Regions from separate parts of the Homo sapiens genome. Here region 2 is linked to region 1. Evidence: chromatin contacts called from ENCODE Hi-C or POLR2A ChIA-PET data. All regions are on one chromosome and are shown on one strand. Each heading gives the region's core, a stretch centred on a gene start or an enhancer-like site at or near the end of the contact. The rest is flanking DNA. Distances are from core to core; before and after follow the strand shown. Region 1 holds the start of YAP1-DT (YAP1 divergent transcript). Region 2 overlaps LOC124902740 (a long non-coding RNA gene).

The links. Hi-C counts contacts between places; a loop is a spot of excess contacts on that map. ChIA-PET counts read pairs that join two places held with the same protein, here RNA polymerase II (POLR2A). Pooled maps may share reads with other maps.
Region 2: a map of naive thymus-derived CD4-positive, alpha-beta T cell shows a loop between it and region 1 (9-fold over the local background). The contact joins the enhancer-like site here to the promoter of YAP1-DT in region 1. A Hi-C loop is called at or near these places in 1 of 168 maps with a recorded cell type or tissue (naive thymus-derived CD4-positive, alpha-beta T cell) and 4 of 50 pooled maps. POLR2A ChIA-PET finds 5 or more read pairs at or near these places in 1 of 52 experiments (WTC11).

Annotation. Positions count from the first base shown.
Region 1 is chr11:102,109,010-102,112,997 of GRCh38, forward strand. YAP1-DT (YAP1 divergent transcript) reads right to left here and starts at 1,448. Exons shown (of 1, transcript NR_198976.1): 1 at 818-1,448. YAP1 (Yes1 associated transcriptional regulator) reads left to right here and starts at 1,438. Exons shown (of 9, transcript NM_001130145.3): 1 at 1,438-2,160. The coding sequence starts at 1,840. RefSeq lists silencers at 1,161-1,210, 1,221-1,350.
Region 2 is chr11:102,472,888-102,476,762 of GRCh38, forward strand. All of the region lies in intron 1 of LOC124902740 (a long non-coding RNA gene), which reads left to right. All of the region lies in intron 1 of LOC102723838 (a long non-coding RNA gene), which reads left to right. Among named protein-coding and RNA genes, the nearest start is that of TMEM123-DT, 22 kb to the left of the region's middle. Within about 2 kb of position 1,609, at least 3 of the 41 ENCODE cell types and tissues checked have a DNase peak (open chromatin) inside an H3K27ac peak, as active enhancers do.

The DNA of each region.
Region 1 (3,988 bases), core at 198-2,697:
GAATTTTGAGTGTCTGAGGCCTGCTCCTTTGGCCGAGCCCTACCACACCAAGTGATACAGATCCTTCAGAATTCTCCTGGGCATGTTCTGGCTGAAGGAAGAAATTACCTTTTTGCTCACGGACTTTTTCCTTGCTTAATCCTACTTATACCTTTGTTTCACTAGCATTGTAGACAAAATCATTAAAACAAGAAAGCCAGATTTCCTTAGAATGGGCTTGTGCATTTAAAATTAGACTGATGTTGCACAATCCTATGAATATATTTAAAAAAACAGTGAATTGCTTAAATATACTAATATGTACAACTATTGCAAAAACTGTATGGTATATAAATTATATCTCAACAAGGATGCTTTAAAAAAAAAAAACCCAGAGTGTATGACTTAAAAAACATTTCTATTGTTTTTGAGTGGCTTCCAGAAGGGCTCCTTGTACATCAGGTGCCTGGGATGACCTCCTTGCCCATTCATTTCTTATTCAGTCCACATTAACGGAGTCCACCGTTGGGCCAGGCACAGGGATAGCAGGGGTAGGGACCCAGCTCCTTGAGGATGAAAGACAGGTACAGAGGCATGAATGCTTGTACCTGAAGACGCACTAATTTTTTGGGTTGCGGCTTCCAGTGACTATTGCAAATTCGAGTACTAAAAAAGTTGATGTGATTTCACTATTTGGAAAATGTAGTGTTTTTGTTTCTTTTAATAAGTTACACTGAGTTACAGACCTGGTCTCAAAGCTTCAATTACAGTAACCGTTTACCCCTCTCAAGTGAGTTTTTGCAGACTAACAGATAAGTGAAACAATTACAAAATAAAGTTAATGCTGAAAACAATGGATCTTTATTAACATCAATGCCGGCTCACGGTATCTATTTTAACTCCAATCTATCCTCGCGGCTTTAAGCTCGCACAGGCGCTCCGCTCGGTCAAGCCGGGGTAACGCGAGGAGGAGGAGGTGGGTTCGCACATCCTCTCTCCACTTCTTTCGGCCTTGGCCCTTTCGCAGGTCCAGGCGAACTGGAAGCGCCTTTCCCGAGCACGGGCGGGGAAAAGGGGCCGAGCGGAGCGGAAGAACTTCCTGCAGCCAAGGGCGCCCGCGTTCTCCGCAGACACCACAGTTCGGACCCGGATTGGACCCATCGTTTGCGGTTCGCGGGGCAGAATACGGGGCACGCTTCGGGCCCCTGCCCGGCTGAGCGCGGGCGAAGGGCGGACCGGGCCAGGGCGAGCGGGTCACGTGCGGCCGGGAGAGGCGCCGCGGGCCGGGAGTGTGCAGGAATGTAGCAACTTGCAGCGAAAAGTTTCCCTGCGCTGCCGGCCGGGCCGCGGTGCGGGCGGGCGCGCAGAGGAAGGAAGAGCCGAGAGGAGGCGGGGCCGCGGCGGCGCGGGCGGGCGCTTCTCCTAACTTTAGTTTTGGCGTTTGAGGCGAGTTTCTGTCTCAGTCGGGCGCAGCCGCCGCCAGGGAAAAGAAAGGGAGGAAGGAAGGAACAAGAAAAGGAAATAAAGAGAAAGGGGAGGCGGGGAAAGGCAACGAGCTGTCCGGCCTCCGTCAAGGGAGTTGGAGGGAAAAAGTTCTCAGGCGCCGCAGGTCCGAGTGCCTCGCAGCCCCTCCCGAGGCGCAGCCGCCAGACCAGTGGAGCCGGGGCGCAGGGCGGGGGCGGAGGCGCCGGGGCGGGGGATGCGGGGCCGCGGCGCAGCCCCCCGGCCCTGAGAGCGAGGACAGCGCCGCCCGGCCCGCAGCCGTCGCCGCTTCTCCACCTCGGCCCGTGGAGCCGGGGCGTCCGGGCGTAGCCCTCGCTCGCCTGGGTCAGGGGGTGCGCGTCGGGGGAGGCAGAAGCCATGGATCCCGGGCAGCAGCCGCCGCCTCAACCGGCCCCCCAGGGCCAAGGGCAGCCGCCTTCGCAGCCCCCGCAGGGGCAGGGCCCGCCGTCCGGACCCGGGCAACCGGCACCCGCGGCGACCCAGGCGGCGCCGCAGGCACCCCCCGCCGGGCATCAGATCGTGCACGTCCGCGGGGACTCGGAGACCGACCTGGAGGCGCTCTTCAACGCCGTCATGAACCCCAAGACGGCCAACGTGCCCCAGACCGTGCCCATGAGGCTCCGGAAGCTGCCCGACTCCTTCTTCAAGCCGCCGGAGCCCAAATCCCACTCCCGACAGGTAACCTCGTTGCCCCTCTCCCCGTTTCCCCGTCGGGCGGGCCTCAGACCGGGGGGGCGCTCGGGAGCCGCGGCCGCCAGCTCTGGTCAGGGGAGGGGGGTTGCGGGAACTCTAGCTGGGGTGGGGGTCCCGAGGCGAAGTGGAACTGGAGTCGTCCACTCCGCCGCGGTGACCAGCTCCCCACTCCTCCCAGAGTCCGGGGCTGAGATTTGTTTTTCCCTTCTGAGTTTCTCTCTGCGGTTGCAGCCCCGGGGGGCGTGCTTTCCCTCCTTCTTCCTTTCTTTCTTCCCGGGGTTCCCGAGAGGTTGGCGGGAGTGGAGGAGGGGTGGGGAGGAAGGAAGGGGGTGGGGAAAAGTCGGGCCTGGGCCGCGGTGGGCTTGCACAATGCGCGCGCCTCCGCGCGCTCCGCACCTTCGCTCCCGCCGGGCCGGGCTGGGAAAGGGGGAGGGGGGCCTCTGGCATTTGTGTGTGGGTGTGTTGCCAGCGGCGGCCGAGTTTGTGAAGTTGAGCCCTGGGCCCCTTTCCTTTGCGGCCTCTCGGTCCACTTCAGTCTCCTGGGGGAGTCAAATAATTGTTCTCTTGTTTTCCAGTGTTGATTAGAGGTGGGGGTAGAACCGGTCCATTTAGTTTTTTGCTCTTTCTTTCCTTCCCCCCTCCCGTTTCCCCTCCCCCTCCCGTAAGCATTTATTTTCCTCGCGGCTCAGGCGATTTCGGAATACAGGTTTCGGGCTTCCCCTGCCCAGACTTTCCTGGAAGTTGTTTATGGAGTTCTTTCACCCCTGCTCTTCCCTTGTGTGTTGGAACTTGGGCCGGCTTGCTCTTATCAAACTTAGTAGGTCGCGTGTTGGTTTCCCAGTTGTAGACTATTATTTACAGTCGGCTGAAACGCTTTTGAATTAGCCACATCTGTACGTTGCGCAGGAACTGAGTTGCGCTTTACAGTACCGAGGTTTTAACACAAGCCTTTGATAATACACTGCAGGTTGACTCATAGGCCAAGTCCTGCCTAGTTCAACTGTGATTAAAAGTTAATGTTTGGGAAGCGATGACTAATTCTAGGATCGCCATTGCTTTTTAATTCTTATTGCGGATATGAACATGGCTGCTATTCCACATACACAATGTTCGATTATTGTGCCAACTTGATTCAGCATAGAAGTGAAACTGTTTATAATGAGTGTTAACATTCCAATAGGTCCCAGTGGATTTGTTTTGTGTAGGGTTCTCTCTTTTTCTTTCTTTTTTATTTCTTCTTCTTTTTTTTTTTTTTTTTTTTTGAGAACTTGCTTCAGGCTAAACTTCAGCATAGGAACTTTGCCCAAAAGTTAATAGGTTTTCCAAATACTGCAATGTAGTTAGCCCACTCGGGATGTAACTTGAGTGGAAAGAAGAGTTACCGCCCCCACTCCCATTCCCTCTCCTATTTGCAGGCCTGTTGTATAGTCTCCTGTCGGAGACCAAAGGGTTTTGGAACTCAGAAAAAATCACTTAACCTGATGACAAAAACCCGGGTTAAGGAGGAGGAAAGAAGGAAAAACAATTTAGCTGCTTGCCTAAACACTTCAATTTGTCTTAGGTATGCTTTTTTCTCTTACCCCTCGAAGTGGGTTTATGGACTCATTGTGGGTAAATGTATGTTGGCATGCACCCTACAGACTGCACGGTATGTTTTCAAAGTATAATACACATAGATTGGATCCCCCATTTTGTGGCATCAGCCACAAAGAATTACAACTGGGAAGTGTACTTTTTCTTCTAGTAAATAATTTTTACAAGAATTTATATCCAGCAGTTCTAAAATTCATAAACTATTATAGTTTTGTTTGTT
Region 2 (3,875 bases), core at 359-2,858, 360 kb after region 1:
TCTAATTTTGTATTTTTAGTAGAGATGGAGTTTCTCCATGTTAGTCAGGCTGGTCTCGAAATCCTGACCTCAGATGATCTTCCTGCCTCGACCTCTCAAAGTGCTGGGATTACAGGCATGAGCCACCGCACCCGGCCAAGACCAGAGTTTTATTATTACTCAAATCAGTCCCTCGGAGCACTGGGGGAGCAGAGTTTTTAAGGATAATTTGGTGGATGGGGGGAAGCCAGTGAGCCAGGAGTGCTGATTGGTCAGAGATGGAAAATAATAGGGAGTCGAAGCCATCTTCTTGTACTAAGTCCATTCCTGGGTGGGGACCACAAGATCAGATGAGCCAGTTTATTGATCTGGGTGGTGCCAGCTGATCCATCAAGTGCAGGGTCTGCAAAACATCTCAAGCACGGATCTTAGGAGCAGTTTAGGGAGGGTCAGAATGTTGTAGCCTCCAGCTGCATGACTCCTAAACCATAATTTATAATCTTGTGGCTAATATTAGTCCTACAAAGGCAGTCTAGTCCCCAGGCAAGAAGGAGGTCCGCTTTAGGAAAGGGCTGTTACTGTCTTTGTTTAAACTATAAACTATAAACTAAGTTTCTCTCATAGTTAGTTCAGTCCATGCCCAGGAATGAACAAGGACGGTTTGGAGGTTAGAAGCAAGATGGAGTCTGTTAAGTTAGATCTCTTTCACTGGCTCAGTCATAATTTTGCAAAGGCGGTTTCAAGATCAAGTGCAGGGTTTGACCTTTTGACTTGCTTTTATATGTTGGCATACTTCCAGGGCCTTGCATTACTTCTGCCCTGATTCTTACCTTGGGGCGTGCTCTCCACATGCGCAGTGCCCTGCCAGTGCTTGGGAGAGGCTGCATACACAGTGTGTTTACTGGAGTTGCACGCATGCTCACTTAAGTCGTTCTTCCCTTACCAGTAGAGTGTTCCTAGAGGAAGGTCCTATAGCAGTTAAGCTCCACCATTTTGCCTCTTAGTTCACATGCTTGGACCCATTTGCTCAGTTCCTAAGATCTTATTGGAAAGTTGCTGATCACCAGTTTCAGATTTTTTTCTACCTATTGGGGAACTGCCTTTCCCCTGGCACTGGCTGTGACCAATTATCATTTTAGAGAGATGGTTAACAACCACCTGACCATCACCTGATGGTTGCCTGATATTCCCGGTGGTGTTGGGGGTGGGGGGTCCTCTGCTGCCCTGCTCATGTCTGACTAGTTACCTACTGTAACAAGCCCATTAGGTGGTTACGTTTATAGCAAGGCAGATTGCACATCCTGGGACATCTTAGTAGAAGCGAGTGAGAAAGGCTTATTTTAGGATTTGGGCTTGTATTAGGTGATACTGAGAAGTGGAGCTTTGCCAGGATTGGTTGCTATCAAGGGAGTAGAGGCAATTTTATGACTGGGTATTTTAACAAATCTTATTGAAGGGGGCAGGAATAAACTGAGTCTAAAACTTTAATTGGCAGAGGCAAGATCCTCTCATATTAGCTAGGATGGGGGATATTTTGGTTATTTTTGTGGTTTGGACATGTTTGTTTTTCTGTTCAGACATCGTGATGGAGTGCTCTTGTTTTTGTCATGATCACAGAGTGCTCTGGTCTGACGTTAATGTTCAGTGAAACTGTTTATGTTCCACACCAAGGCCTAAATATGAGTGCCAGGCCAGCTTTCAGTTGTCAGGGGCTGCTTTTTCCTTTCTTATCTCTATGGGGTGATATAGTTCCTGTAAGGGTAAAAACTTTGGAAGGATAAAGGAACAAAATGTGGTGGATTGCTATAGAGGACTAGCATTGATCCTCAAACTTTGACATGCATCAGAATCTCCTGGCAGACCTATGAAAATATGGGGGCTGCCCCCTCCGCCAGAGTTTCTGATTCAGTAGGTCTAATGTGAGACTTGAAAATTTGCATTTCTAACCAGTCCTCAGGTGTTGTCTATGCTACCAGACCACACTTTGAAAACCACTGAAGTAGATGGAAGTATCAAAAGTGAGGATGATTACAGTGTAAGAAAACTGACCCAATAGGGTTATCTGCAATTCTCAAGATAAAAATCTAGAGTGGGCCAGCTGCAGTGGCTCATGCCTGTAATCCTAACACACTGGGAGGCCGAAGCGGGTGGATCATCTGAGGTCAGGAGTTCGAGACCAGCCTGGCCAACATGGTGAAACCCTATCCCTACTAAAACCACAAAAATTAGCCGGGCATGGTGGCGCATGCCTGTAATCCCAGCTACTCGGGAGGCTGAGGCAGGAGAATTGCTTGAACCCAGGAGGCGGAGGTTGCAGTGAGCCGAGATTGCACCACTGCACTCCAGCCTGGGCCACAAGAGTGAGACTCCATCTCAAAAAAAAAAAAAAAAATCTAGAGTGGTCTCTATGTGACTCTCTAATGCAATTCTAACACTGTATGATTGTGCATTTTCCTATTTTAAATTACCAGTCTTTCAGAGGGAAGAGTATATAAGAAGATTCTTCCCAAAATAATTTGTGCAAATTGTTGACAGCCGAAGTTTGTAATGCACATAAAAGTAAAACTTTTATGTGTTTATTGTTCATTTTCCAGGAAGTTCTCAATTACAAATAGGCAGATTTATTTTAGGGAAACAGATTAGTAAAACCAGTTTTTCACTAGATTATTTACAAATTGTCTCACTATACGTTATACATATTACATGCAAAGGAGGCCTTATGATCCTTTTTTAACTATTCTCTCATCAATATTAAGATAGAATTCTTTAAAAGGAATGTAACTGCTCACCCTTTTGAAGTGTTTAAATGTCTTCACTAAAAATTTGACATTTTCTACTTGATTTGGTTTACTTTTTCCTGAAAAAAGTGAACACAGTGAAAGGAAGTGATAAATAGGGATGCAAATGGGTTATCCTTTCTTGTTCTAAAAAATTAGTCTTAAGTTTATTTTTCTCTCTATAGGAGATAAAAGATGTATGACATGGACCACTTATGGTTTAAGCTGAATTGCCTCTGTCTTATAATTTTTACTGAGATTCAGTTTATGTTTGACCTAAAAAATTTAAGTATCATACAAAGAGTTTATATAAGAACTTAATATAATTTTCTATAGCTCTTTTAACAAGTTGTAAACTATTTTATTAACCCTTTCTTTAAAAGGCTACCAAGAAGCTGATAATTCATGAGAAACAGATAAAATGACTATAAATTATTCCTCTCAAATAGGACATTTGGCCCTCTTTCTAAAATAATTTCATCATCTCTTTAGAGAGAATAAATAGTCTTTGGCAGGGAGCTAGATCTTGCAGATCTAACAGGGGGTTTTCCGTGTTGCATCAGAATAAGAATTCAAATAGAATAAGATAATTAACTTGAAATTCCAGGCTTGGGTCCACTCCTGACTATCTACTGGACCAGGAGCCTGTCTTGTGCCTTGCTCTGATGAGTAATTAACTTCAGTTTCTTCATTTGTGAAGTAAAGGGCTTAGACTAGATCATCTTTAGGGATTCCCTGAGCTCTGAAATGTTTACACTGTTAGAATAGGCCTAAGGCTATCAGTTTCAATTATGTTGTACTCATCTGTTTCACAGCTCTTCTTGAATATTTTGTTCAATATCAGAAGGATGTTGAGAACAGGGCATGTAAGGAGATGGTGAAAGGTCTAGGAACATGTTAGTAAGAATTGGAGGAACGGAGCTTGGAAAAGTGGTTCAGGGTGGGAGAAGTATGAGATCTTTTTCTCTGAAAAATATGGAATCTCTCATGTGAAGAAGGCAAACATGTATTCCAAGAACAATGGGTGAAACTTGCAAGGAGACAATTTCAGTTCCTATATACCCCTTTATCTCCAACTTCCAGTCCCTGATCCTCCAGAAGATCTTTTGATCTCTGGGC